2 separate regions of the Homo sapiens genome follow, and region 2 is linked to region 1. A link is a contact called in ENCODE Hi-C or POLR2A ChIA-PET data. All regions are on one chromosome and are shown on one strand. The core of a region is the stretch at or near the end of the contact, and the rest is flanking DNA. Distances in the headings are between cores, read along the strand shown. Region 1 overlaps LYST (lysosomal trafficking regulator). Region 2 holds the start of LINC02768 (long intergenic non-protein coding RNA 2768).

Region 1 (6,758 bases), core at 2,952-5,451:
GCACAGTCAAGCTCTGGGCCCCAGTTCAGCTACAATCCATGCTCATCACAAGATGTGACTCGTATAGTGTGGGTTGCAAAGAGGAACTGGACTAATCAGGTTTTCTTTCTCTCTCGGGAATTTAAACTAAAGGGATATAGTTGATGTCCTGAAAGGTCACGCAGAGATGGGGCTGTGGTAGTCATTATGAGGTAGCTGAGGGTCAGAAGAAGCCAACCAGGTAAAAATGAACCAACGGGATACAAAGAGAAGTAGATAAAAATGAAAGGGAAGTACCAGAGAAATTCCTAATACTACCTTAGTTCCTGTTCATCCTGGGACCTCACAGTTTAATTCTTTGATTCCCATCAAAATTCTAGGTATTACAGTAACTCTCTTTTAGTATAACAAACATCAATATTTTTAATATTTTTGAATATTAGAAAGGAGAAAAATATAAAGTGCATCTCTCATTCTAAAATACGGCAATAACCTCTATTATATATTAATATTGGTTCTTTATATGCTTTCAGAAAGTAAAAGTATTAAATAAATCCAATAACCTAATTTATATTCAGTTCATATTTATCCAACTTTAATATATTTCATTGAATCTGTTCATAATTTTAGGATACATAATTACTTAGTACACCACTAAAAAAGAATTAAACTATGACACAATGCTTCTTATCACATAAAATTTCCCCACAATATCACCTTCTGGGCCATCAAGACCATTCATGCCACAGCACTTAAGAGTACTGCAGTATCGTTTCTGGGATTTTCCTTCAAAGCTACTAACGTCATTCTATAAATTTATATGCTGGTGCTTTCTTGATCTTACCAGATGGTATCAGCAGAAAGTTTCAGAAAACAACCAGGAAAACATTTAAAAACTCAACAGGTATAGTACCAGCAATGCACAGAAGTCTGCTGAAGCACTGACAATGTGAAAGTCTATGATCAAGTGCACTCATGTGCAGGCCAGGTCAACTACTTCACAAGTGCTTATAAGACACTATCCATTGCAAGATACACTGCAACTTTAGAAACATTAAAAATGTGAAAAACTGAAAAATTATGGGAATAATTAAGTCTATCTTCTAGAAATTAAGAAAATGGAAATCAATATAAATTTTTAGATATAAAAGTTAATGCCATATCAGTAAAAGGCATTATAATCTCAACAGAAATGTATGTTTTTTCCTGATTTAAAAATGTACCTAAAATATATACATGTTTATATGAATAGGTTAGTGTATATACATGATTACTTGCTTTTATTTAATTTAGATATATTGAAAAACATTTCACATGAGCTCTCACTCTTTAATAGCTGTATGGCATACTGCTACATGTAAATATTACATATATAGCATTATATTATAGTTTACTATGTAGCCAATCTCTTATTTTTGAATAGATTGTTTCTAGCTTTTTATTATCATAAACAAAGCTACAATTAACACCCTTATACTACTTGCCCCTTTATCTTATTACTTCCTTGAAGTAGAAATTGCCGTTATTTCATAAGGTAGGTTTTACATATTTCTTGTTAGGTTTACTCCAAGGCGCTTTATATTTTTGCCATTATTATGAATGGGATTTTGTTTTCCGTAACATATTCTAGGATTTAAAACTGGTATATAGTAGGCACATAGGAAGTGGATTTCTTTTGATATAATAATCATATATCTAAACTTCTGAGCTTTTTTATTATTTTGTTTTGAATTTCCCAGATATAATACTCTATAATCTACAAATAACAAAAATTCTGAATTATCTTATCCAATATTCATACAATTTCCATTATTCTATCTAATTGTATCAGTTTGCACTAACAGAACAACATCAGTTGTGGTGATGGGGACACTTTTGCTTTGTATATTAGGAAGTATTCACCTCTTCCTAACAGAAATATTGAATTTAATTGAATGACTTTCAGTCATTTTTAATGTCAACTGAAGAGATGATTGCACGGTATTTTCTTTAAATTTTTTCTAATATTTAAAGTACCCAGAAACAAAGAATATATAACATGAGGTTATAGCCAACAACCAGATATAAATAGTATACTGTATATATCCTTTTGTAACTTTGCTTTTTCCTCTTAATGTTATGTTCATTCCATTAAACCATCATGCAATATACCATTGTATGAATAAACCACAAACTATACATCCATCTCTACTAAGAAAAGTTTAGCTGTTTTAACTTTGGGGTTTAACGAATGTCAGATAATTATGTAGTTTCAAGCCTTCAAAATCATGTTGATGGTTAATATTTATTACATTATATACTTACCAGTCTTTCACCACTGCTGTGACATTTACAGTCTATATCATTTGGACTCATAAACTAGATGAAACAAATATTCTTAGAACAAAGCTTCACCTACAAAAAAAAAGACATATTAATCACAATAGTAAACCACAAATAATTTTAACAAAGTTGTGACATAATCAGTGGCCAGTCTTCATACATGATGTATGAAACCACCAATGAAATTTTTAGATCTTAGGAGCACACTAAAAAAATGCCTACTTCAAGAATTCCTCTTGAGAGGGAATCTTGGAACATAGTGATCTGAAAAAGCAACTCAATAATAGCTCTCTACTTTTCCTCTTCCAGTTCTTAACTTAAAACCTCCAGGTAAATCACAAGTTAACTGCAAAGGAGAATTAGACCAGTCTTCTTAACACTAGAATCTAGGAGGCAGCGGAATATCTAAATACTATCACGACAAAAAGGTTTTCAACTCAGAGTTCCTAGGTACAGCCATTACTTTCCTGTTAGGATGAAAGGTATTTGAGGATACATAAGAACTTAGACAATACCAAAGCCAAACATTAATTTATTAATCACCATCAAATTTCATATCTTTATTGAAGTTTTTAAATGAATTAATCTTTTGAGTAGAATATAATGAAGGTTATTTCTAGAAGACTAAAGGATAAATTTCTATTTCTGGGATAGCAACAGGATATTTCTCTTTAGTTACCTGCTCTCCCCTTCTCTACAGTGCTTACCAGGAAGAAGCATGAAGAATGTTTCCTTATCATAGTTATGCGGCAAACATGAAGATATTTTGAATTATAAGTTTTAAAATCAGATTGATTTTTAAAATTATTTTTATTTAAAAAAAAATGAGATGGGGTCTTGCTGTGTTGCCCAGGCTAGTCTTGGACTCCTGAGCTCAAGTGATCTGCCCACCTCGGCCTCCCAAAGTACTGGGATTACAGGCGTGAGCCACTGTACCTGGCCCAGGAGTGATCTTTAATTACTTCAAAATGCTCAAATCTGGAAAACTGTCTTAAGTTTCTTTCAGCTTGCCAACCAGTTCTTGTACCACACATTATTCTAGGCACTTGAAGATAAACCAGGCAGAAAACAGCTGTGTTAGACAATGCAGGGCTTTGTGTGAATTAGGAAAAAACATCCCTTCCTGATGGGTGCAGCTCCACACAGCAGGGCACACAGCTATCAAAGCACAGGGTATATTTCAGTCTCACCCCCTCATTCCTCTGGCAGAGCACCAGAAAGCAGTATATCAACGGCTCAACCAAGTGGAACAGCCCTGGAATAGAGTCCTAACACACCTTCCATACCTGTTCCTGCTGCCTCCTGAGCTAATCAATATCATGCAAATTTTTTTTTTTTGAGAGGAGTTTCACCCTTTCGCCCAGGCTTGAGTGCAGTGGCGCGATCTCGGGTCACTGCAACAACCTCTGCCGCCTGGGTTCAAGTGATTTTCCTGCCTCAGCCTCCCGAGTAGCCGGGATTACAGGCGCCCACCATTATGCCTGGCTAATTTTTGTATTTTTAATGGGGGGGGGTTTCGCCACATTGGCCAGGCTGGTCTCAAACTCCTGACTTCAGGTGATCCACCCGCCTCGGCCTCCCAAAGTGCTAGGATTACAAATGTGAGCCACCGTGCCCAGCCCATAGAGATATTTTTAACTTTAAAATTATGGAAGGGGAAAAAATAAAATAAAATTATGGAAGGGAAATTATGGATCAAACTGTAAGCCTAAAGATGGTATTATATTAGCTGCTCTGACTACTACCACCCTCCAGCTTGGACTACCACAAGGTAGAGCCATCTATCTTGCAATGCTAAGATGATTCCAGCTAACTCAGCGTGGCCGTAAGAAGTGAAAGCTGGCAGCTGGTCAGCTAGATCCGTCTGTTTCTCTTATCGAGGGACATTTTCTAGGCCAAGCTGAGGGATTTCTCTAATGCTCTTAAACTGGCATGGCTTCTTTATCTCTGTAGTTTACAAAGCCTCACTTGAATATCTATGCAGTTTCATTTTATCCAAGATCATAATTCTAACCACCAGCACAGTCACATGTGTCCTCCTTGAGTCTGCCAGCACTCTTTATACACACCTGTATTCTAATTTTTATCATCCTGTATCATTCTAGGTGTCCAGAACATCTGGAAGTATAGATACATTTTTAATAATGATGCCCTTAGCCCATTATATATTTGCCTCTGTTTCCAAACTACATAGACACACCCTGTAGTTACTTATCTATGACTGTTTCACCCTCTAGGTCACAAGTTACTTAAGGCCAGGGACCCTGTCTTATTACTTTTTACCTTTCATAGCTATAATGCCCAATTTTAAATCTAACTTTATCACTATAATTTCAATTTCTAATACAACAATTGTTATAATGTCATAACAAAGAAAACTTGCCCCAACGATATTCGTAGAATTTTTATATCCTTAGCATTTACCGTAAATGAAAAACATAGTAACAAATGCCTATAATCATATAAATGACCTCCTCAGAAAAATAATGTTTCACTTTTTCCTCATATAGTGACTGGTAAAATGTAAAATATGAACAAGCAAAAACAAAACATACATACACAAACACTGATTTAATGTATTAGCTACCTCTCATTTTATGTCATCAGAAGTTTCATCAATATGCCATTTAATTCAACAAATGTTATTGAACATTTACTGTATGTGAGCTACTAATTTATGCACTGAGTTTAGAGCAGAATCAAAATCCTTACCATCATGTATTATAGTGAGGTGGAGACAGATGAAAAGCAAACATACACTATAATGTCAGGTCATGTTAATTCGATGAAAAAGTAAAACAAAGTAAGGGTATAGAGTGACAGGAATGCTGTTTCAGATAGGATGGACAAGGAAGGTCTGAAGCAGTAATATTTGAGCAAAAACTTGAATGGAATAAGTAAATGGACCATGTGGGTATCTGGGAAACGTGCGTTCCAAGCCACTGAGATAAATGTATGCTGGATGTACGGGATATTGAGTGCAAGAGGACAAGAGGTAAAAAATAATTGCAAAGAAAAAGTGAGAAAAGTCAACCCATTCTTCCTTCTCAGGAACTAAAGTAAGCATGGAAAGAGGAAATAGAAGTGTTCCCCTGAAACCATTTCTCCCCAAGAATGCAAGTCCCTCCCAATGCCCACCCAAAAAAGACTATAAGGTTTTTTAGCCTGTGTGAAGAATAGTACTGTTTACTGATAGGTAAGACTGACATAAGAACAGTTGTGAGGGAAAATAACGTTCAGTTTTAGCTATGTTAGGTGTGATAGGTTTCTTAGAAATTAAGTAATCAAGTAGGCAGCTGAAGATCAAAACAGGCAGGGAAGCTGGAACTAGTGAATCAATTTGGGAATCATCAGGATATCATCAATAAATTTTTAAAGCCATGGAACTAGACAGATGAAATAACCCAGAACAGTGCTGTTCACCGGAGCTTTCTGAGACGATGAGCCTGTTCTATAATTTCTGCCACACAATATAGCAGACAAAAGCCACATGTGGCTAGGGGCTACTATAATGAACAGCGAGGACCTAGAGAATGAGTGTAAGGGAGCAGAGAAGAGGTTTTACAACTGAGCCCTGGGCTTAGCATGGCTGAGTCAATGGAGAGGGTAAGTATCCAACACAGGAGACTGAGAAGGAACAGCAAGTGAGGCAGGAGAAAAATCAGGTGAGTGGTATCTCCCAGAAACCAGGTGAAGAAAGCTTGAAACAGAAAAGAGTAACCAATGCTATCAAAAATTCTGAGAGAAAGCTGGCGGGTGCAGTGGCTCAAGCCTGTAATCAGAGCACTTTGGGAAGGTGAGGTAGGCTAATCACTTGAGGCCAGGAGTTCAAGACCAGCCTGGGCAACATGGCGAAATCCCATCTCTACTAAAAATACAAAAATTAGCCGGCATGGTGGTGCACACCTGTAATCCTAGCTACTTGGGAGGATGAGGTATGAGAACTGCTTGAACCTGAAAGGGGGAGGTTGCAGTGAGCTGAGATTGAGCCACCGCATACCAGCCTGGGTAAGAGTGAGACCCTGTTTCAAAAAAAAAAAAAAAAGAATTCTGAGAAGTTAAGTTAAGTAAGATGAAGACTGGGAATTGACTGCTGGATTTAGCAACATGGAAGTTACTGACAATCTTTTCAAAGAATGGTCTTGGTGGGGTGGAAAAGAGTGGTGAGGAAATGAAGGCAAGCAATTTAAACAGCTCTTTTGAGAAGTTCTGCCACAAAGCATGCAAGGGAACGGGTGATGGCTTGAGGAGGACATGAGATAAGTGAGGTTAAAAAAAAACCTGATTAATATTATAGCTTGTTTCTAAGCTGAAACATAGTATGTTTCTCTAACAGAGAAAGGAAAATAGATGAAAAACTAGAATGAGAAGAGAGAATTCTAGGAACAATGAGTAGGCAAAACGAAGAAGACCAACATACAAGTGGAAGGAACAGTGGCAGTTCATCTAATTGAATA
Region 2 (7,068 bases), core at 3,370-5,869, 140 kb after region 1:
TAGATGTTGGTGTGGATGAGGTGATCAGGGAACAGTTCTACACTGCTGGTGGGAATGTAAACTAGTATGGCCTCTATGGAAAACCGTGTGGAGATTCCTTAAATAACTAAAAGTAGAACTACCATTGGATCCAGCAATCCTACTACTGGATATCTACCCTGAGGAAAAGTCATTATACAGAAAAGATACTTGCACATGCATGTTTATAGCAGCACAATTCACAATTGCAAAATTGTGGAACCAACCCAAATACCCACCAATCAACAAGTGGATAGAGATACTGTGAGATAGAAGATAGATAGATAGATGATAGATAGATATCTGGTGGGCATCCTCATCTAGATATCTATCATCTATCTATCTATCTATCTATCTATCTATCTATCTATCTATCTATCTATCTGATGGAATACTACTCAGCCAAAAAAAGGAATGAATTAATGGCATTCACAGTGATCTGGATGAGATTGGAGACTATTACTCTAAGTGAAGTAACCCAGGAATGGAAAACCAAACATCGTATATTCTTACTGATATCTAGGAGCTAAGCTATGAGGATGCAAAGGCATAATAATGATGCAATGGGTTTGGGGATTGGGCGGAAGGGTGGGAGGGGGGTGAGGGATAAAAGACTACAAATATGGTGCAGTGTATACTGCTTGGGTGATGAGTGCACCAAAATCCCACAAATCACCACTAAGGAACTTATTCATGTAACCAAATACCACCTGTTCCCCAATTACCTATGGAAAAAAACACCCAAAATGCTTGGGAACAGAAATGTTTTGGATTTTGGATTTTTTTTTAAATATTGGAATATTTGCGTTATACTCACCAGTTGAGCATCCCTGATCCAAAAATGAGAAATCCAAAATGTGCCAATATTCATTTCCTTTGAGCATGACCTTTGAGCATCATATCGGCACTCGAAGAGTTTTGAACTTTGGAGTATTTCAGATTTTATAAATTTTGGATTAGGGCTGCTCAGCCTGTTTTCTCTCTCATGGTCTGAAATTGACTGGGGTCTCCTGGACCATTCTTGTGAGACTGCGGTCAGACAGTGGCTTGGGCTGGAGTCACGGGGGCGGTCTCTTTGTTTGCATGTCTAGTGATTGATGTCTGCTGTAGGCTGAGGCTACAGTTGGAGCTGCCACCCCAGGCACATGGCCTCTTCATGTGGCCTGAGCTTCCTCCTATCACAGAACCGGAGAGAGAGAATCCCAAGAAGACTGGACGGAAGCTGTTTCACCTTGTATGACCCAGCCTCAGAACCCACATGTCATCCCCTCTGCTATAGTCATAGGCCCATCCAGATTCAAGGAGAGGGACATAGGCCCTAGTTCTTGGTGAGAGGAATGTCAATATCACATCGACACACCATTGTAAGAATATGTGGGGTGGGAGATTGTGTTCAGGCCATTTTGGAAAATACCATATGCCACAGGGTGCAGCCTGGACATTTTCCGCCTCATGACTTCTTGGCTGGTACTTTTGTTCTAATTCGTACTGAGCAGGAATTGACTACATGTAGATTAAAACCTTCCGTATGTCCCCAAATCCCCCAGAACAAAAAACCAACAAAAAAGCTGGGCGCAGTGGCTCACGCCTGTAACCAGCACTTTTTGAGAGGTTGAGGCTGGCAGATCATGAGGTCAGGAGTTCAAGACCAGCCTGGCCAACATGGTGAAACCCCATCTCTACTAAAAATACAAAACTTAGCCAGGTGTGGTGGCACATGCCTGTAATCCCAGCTGCTGGAGAGGCTGAGGCAGGAGAATAGCTTGAACCCAGGAGACAGAGGTTGCAGTGAGCCAAGATTGCAGTGAGCCAAGATCACGCCATTGCACTCCAGCCTGGGCAACAGAGCAAAACCCTGTCTCAAAAAAACAAACAAACAAACAAACAACAACAACAACAACAAACCCTTGGGGAATATTATTTGCAAAATAGACAACAAAAGGTTAATTAGCTTTAAAATGTAAAGGACACTTATAAATCAGTGAGATTCTCCCAATTAGAAAAAAGAACTGAGGACTAGAAGGACAATTGACAAAAGAACTTTAAGTGGCTAGTGTGCATTTCAAAAGTTTACCGCAACTTAAAGAGTGTAATTTTTTTTCTTTTTAGAGACTGAGCCTCAGTATGTTGCCCAGGATGGGCCTCAAACTCCTAGCTTCAAGCAGTCCTCCCATGTTGGCCTCCCAAAGTGCTGGGATTACAGGCGTGAGTCACTGCAACCAGCCAATAATGTAAATTTTAATAAACAAACACCACCTATGTAATTGGCAAAAATGAAAAAATAAACTATGCAAAGGCAAAAACATAGGTAAACGGGCCCTCTCCAACACTCCCGCTGGTGGAAGTATAAAGTGGTACAAACTTTCTGTAAGGCAGTTGGGGAGTATCTATTGAAAGTCTTAAATTTTTAAATAATCCTGAGTTGAAATTTATCCTAAAGATATTAATAAGGACACTGAGGGTCGGGCGTGGTGGCTCATGCCTGTAATCCCAGCACTTTGGGAGGCCGAGGCGGGTGAATCATGAGGTCAGGAGATTGAGACCATCCTGGATAACATGGTGAAACCACATCCCTACTACAAATATAAAAAATTAGCTGGGCATGGTGGCACATGCCTGTGGTCGCAGCTGCTCGGGAGGCTGAGGCAGGAGAATTGTTGAACCCGGGAGGCGGAGGTTGCAGTGAGCTGAGATTGCACCACTGCACTCCAGCCTGGGCAACAGAGCGTGACTCTCAAAAAAAAAAAAAAAAAAAAAAAAAGGACACTGATATTAGTATGTGGGTGTTTATTGGTTTATTGTTATTTATCACATCAAAAAACACATAGAAACACCCTAAAAGTTCATCAATAAATGAACTGGTGAGAGTTTATTGTCCATATAATAGAGTATGATACTATTATGTAGTTGATCAAAGTAATGTTCATATGCACATTTATTTAAATGGAAAACAAAAATACGGAAAAGTATCACAGGATCACATTTTTTGTTATATATATATCTTACAAAAATATATGTAAAAGTATTGTGTGTGTGTGTTTACAACATTTCTGGACAAGATTGTAGTGATGAGGCCATTATTGAGTAATGAAATTACTGTTATTTGTTTTTCTTGTGCCTTTATTTTCCAACTTTCTAAATGAAAATGTGCTGAATACAAATAAATAATAATGTAAGATAAAGTAAAAATAAATTTTCATTTAAGGTATTTCTTAAAAAGGGGGGTGAGGAAGGGTATTTAGAGTAAACCAAATCTGGAACTGGACTCTGCTCTGACGGCGTGACCTTTGCCAAGTTACTTCACCTCCTTAACCCTCAGTTTCCTGACTTACTCAATGGGCACAATAAATTCTACTACATAAGGTTATCCTGAGTTAGTTTTCCCATTTCCATCCAGCTAATAAAAGCTTCTTGCTGCACTCTCTCTCCTGAGCCTTCTCCCTTCTCTGATCCCCTTAACAAAGTGGTTCGAAGCAATCATTTAGCATCACCTGTTATTACTACCTGCTTAGTGACTAGACGCCCACTTATTTGCAAAAGCCCTGCATTTTCTGGAATTAGCCTGCTATTCCGTGTTTTCCACTTAGATTCACTCAGAACCTGGTCCATAAGGAGACGTATGCACTTTTGCATACACAGAATACACTCAGGAATACTTCTGTGTTTTCGTACCTCGGTGTAAGATGCTGAGCCCACGGCTGGGGATCTCGTGTGACGAATGTCTGCAAATGTTTGAGTAAGGAGATGACTTGGGGAGGAAAAGGGCTGGGCTATTTGGTGGAAATCTGAATTTAGATGAAGAGGCTTGACCATAATTGGGAAGTTCTTTTGCTAGCAGTTGGGCAACTCACCAATATGAAGAAAGCTCTTGAGTGGGACGATGGGAAGGCCCGAGCATAGCTTCTTTTGGGGAAGTTATCCGGGTAGCCAGGCCTGGGACGCTCCCCGCGCTCCGCCCTCACTTCTCTCTTCCCCCAAAAACAGGCATTGAGAGGCTCTTACTGCCCTCACGTGGCCCCTTCTGGAACTGTCTTTGAGGAGACCCGCCCAGATTTAAACTGAATCACGGGGGCTGGAGAGCACACACGCAGGCTTGCCAGTTAAGCTCATCTGTCCCCACTTAAGCTTCTAGCTACCAGGAAGCCGCTCTTCGAGCCTGTTTTCAAGCCTTTTTGGCCCTTCCGTCTCTTAAGTCCATGTTGTCTGAGCAAAGACCCTTTCTCCGTTGTAAGGAATTCTAAATCCTTTCGGCTGCAGCTTTCAGCAGCGCCTGGCATCCTGGCGGATGAGAAAAAGGGGAAAAACAGCAGCCCAACTTGAGAACCAGAGCTGGGCCGTGACGCTGCTGCGGGGGACTCTGGGTCCCGTCTTCCCCGCTTTCGAGACCTGTGGTCTTCAAATGTGCTCGATAGTACACTCCCTAAAAGAATTTTTGCAAAGTCCTGTTTTTCCCTGTTAAATCAAGTTTAGCTTAAAGCTACTCACATATTTTAAGTTCAGCCTAAAGGTTTCTCTGTGCCTGTAACCTAAAGGGAAGTGTAAATAGTCCCTCTCCCCCTTCACCCTCTCCTCTCCCGCTTTCTGTTTCTGCCTTATCTCTCTGACTCTTCTGCCTCCCTCCTCTGTTTTTAAGGGCCTGCCTGGATAACCCAGGATAATTTGCCTGTTTTAACGTCAGCTACTTAGTCATCTAAATTCCATCTGCAAAGTCCCTTCAGAGCAGTACAAAATTAGAATCTTGAAATCTTTAGAATTCGGCCAGCCACAACAACGATCAGCATTTTGCCAACCTTAGGTATCCAGGAGTTTTTGTTTTTAATTACAGTGATTTTTAAAAAACAGCTTATTTATTTATTTGACAGGGTCTTGCTCTGTGGCCCAGGCTGGAGTGCAGCGGCATGATCATAGCTCACTGTAACCTCAAACTCCCGGGCTCAAGCAATCCTCCTGCCTCAGCCTCCTGAGTAGCTAGGACTACAGGCACTTGCCACTACACCCGGCTAATTTTTAAAAGATTTTGTAGAGATGGGGGTCTCACTATATTGCCCAGGCTGGTCTCAAATTACTGGCCTCAAGTTGTCCTCCTGCCTCAGCCTCCTAAAGTGCTGAGATTACAGATGTGAGCCACTGTGCCCACCCAAAACAGCTTTATTGAGATATAATTCACATGCTATGTAATTCACCCAAAGTGTACCTGCAATGGTTTTGGGTATATTACATTATTAATTTTAAAAATTGTAAAATATGTATATATCATGAAATTTGCCATGTTAATAATTTTTTTTTTTGAGACAGAATCTTGCTCTGTTGCCAGGCTGGAGTGCAATGGCACGATCTCAGCTCACTGCAACCTCCGCCTCCCGGGTTCAAGCGATTCCTCTACCTCAGCCTCCTGAGTAGCTGGGACTACAGGTGCGCACCACCGCACCCGGCTAATTTTTTACATTTTAGTAGAGACGGGGTTTCACCATGTTGGCGAGGATGGTCTTGATCTCCTGACCTTGTGATCCGCCCGTCTTGGCCTCCCAAAGTGCTGGGATTACAGGCGTGAGCCACCGTGCCCAGCCATTAATAATTCTTAAGTGTACAAGTCACTGACATTTATTACATTCGCAATATTGTGCAACCATCACCACTATTTCCAATACTTTTCATTTTCCCAGGTAAGAATTCTGTAGCCATCGAGCAATAACTCTCCATTCCACCTCCCCACAGCCCCCGGTAACCTTTGATCTACTTTCAGTCTCCATGAATTGGTACATTCTAGATACCTCATATAAATGGAAGCGCATATATTGCTTGATAGTTTGTGTCTGGCTTATTTCCCACAGCATAATGTCCTGACGGTTCATCTGTGTTGTAGCATGTATCAGGATTTCATTTGTTAGGCTCAGTGATATTCCATTTTATGTACATAACGTATTTTGTTTATCCATTCATCTGTTGATGGACACTTGGGTTGTTTCCATCTTTTGGCTACAGTGAATGATATTGCAATGGACAGTAACACAGAAGCATCTGTTCCAGCCCTTGTTTTCTATTATTTTGGGTATAGTCCTAGGAGTGGAACTGCTGGATCATATAGTAATTCTATATTCAACTTTTTGAGGAACCACCAAGCTGTCTGTTTTCATTCCCATCAGCAACGGACAACGTTTCCAGATGCTCTCCAGTACTTGTTTTGTTTTGTTTTGTTTTGATAAAAGCCATCTTAATACTGTAAACTGGTGTCAAATTGTGGTTTTTATTTGCATTTACCTAATGACTAATGATATTGAGCATCTTTTCATATGCTTATTGGCCATTTGTATATCTTCTTCATATAAATGTTTATTCAAATCCTTTACTCATTTTTAAATTGTTTGCTTTTGTTGTTGAAATGTAGTTATATTCTGAATATTAATTCCTTATCACATATAGAGTTTGCAAATATTTTCTCCCATTCCATGGGTTGTCTTTTTACTCTCTTGATAGTATCCTTTGATGCAAAAATGTTAATTTTGATGAAGTCCAGCTTACCTGTTTTTTTCTTTCGTTGCTGGTGCTTTTGATATGTCCAAGAAATGTTTGACAAACCCAGTATCATGAAAATTTTTCCCTATATGCTAGCCCCTCAAGGATCAAAAGCAGCAATCAGTAATCAGAACCCACAACCTTGGTTTTTGGAAAACTGGGTCTTTATTGTCCAACCTGGCTCCAGCAAGCCACACTAAGTACCTGAGCTGCTGTCCCCACAACTGACTGCCCTGGGGCTGATCAAGGTGGGTGGTAGTCACCACTAAGTAAAGAGCTGAAATTGACCAAAACTTGCCAGCCTCCTCATCAAGCTTTCTCCTGGGTGCTGCAAGTGTTCCCTAAGATCCTGAATTCCAAAATAGTTGCATCAGACAGCTCTTGCCAGTTCAATTGTTTTAATGGAGGGATAGATTCCAGGAGCTTCTTATCTCCACCATGGAGCTTGATATCGTCTTTGAGTAACCAGATTTTATGGCCAGCATAAAACACTGGAAGTTTTAGCCCTAACATATGTAAGTTGTCTCTTTCAAGAAA

Evidence for each region. Hi-C counts contacts between places; a loop is a spot of excess contacts on that map. ChIA-PET counts read pairs that join two places held with the same protein, here RNA polymerase II (POLR2A). Pooled maps may share reads with other maps.
Region 2: a map of CD14-positive monocyte shows a loop between it and region 1 (4-fold over the local background). The contact joins the promoter of LINC02768 here to the enhancer-like site in region 1. A Hi-C loop is called at or near these places in 10 of 168 maps with a recorded cell type or tissue (B cell, CD14-positive monocyte, CD4-positive, alpha-beta T cell and 6 more), 6 of 37 single-sample maps with no recorded cell type and 17 of 50 pooled maps. POLR2A ChIA-PET finds 5 or more read pairs at or near these places in 13 of 52 experiments (AG04450, B cell, BJ and 10 more).

What each region holds. Positions count from the first base shown.
Region 1 is chr1:235,831,295-235,838,052 of GRCh38, forward strand. It overlaps LYST (lysosomal trafficking regulator), which reads right to left. Exons shown (of 53, transcript NM_000081.4): 2 at 2,284-2,373. Among named protein-coding and RNA genes, the nearest start is that of MIR1537, 18 kb to the right of the region's middle. Within about 2 kb of position 4,202, at least 12 of the 41 ENCODE cell types and tissues checked have a DNase peak (open chromatin) inside an H3K27ac peak, as active enhancers do; they include Panc1 and heart right ventricle, where a contact is called at or near this core.
Region 2 is chr1:235,967,892-235,974,959 of GRCh38, forward strand. It overlaps LINC02768 (long intergenic non-protein coding RNA 2768), which reads right to left and starts at 4,620. Exons shown (of 3, transcript NR_183724.1): 1 at 3,870-4,620. RefSeq lists a silencer at 1,144-1,344 and an enhancer at 4,159-4,208.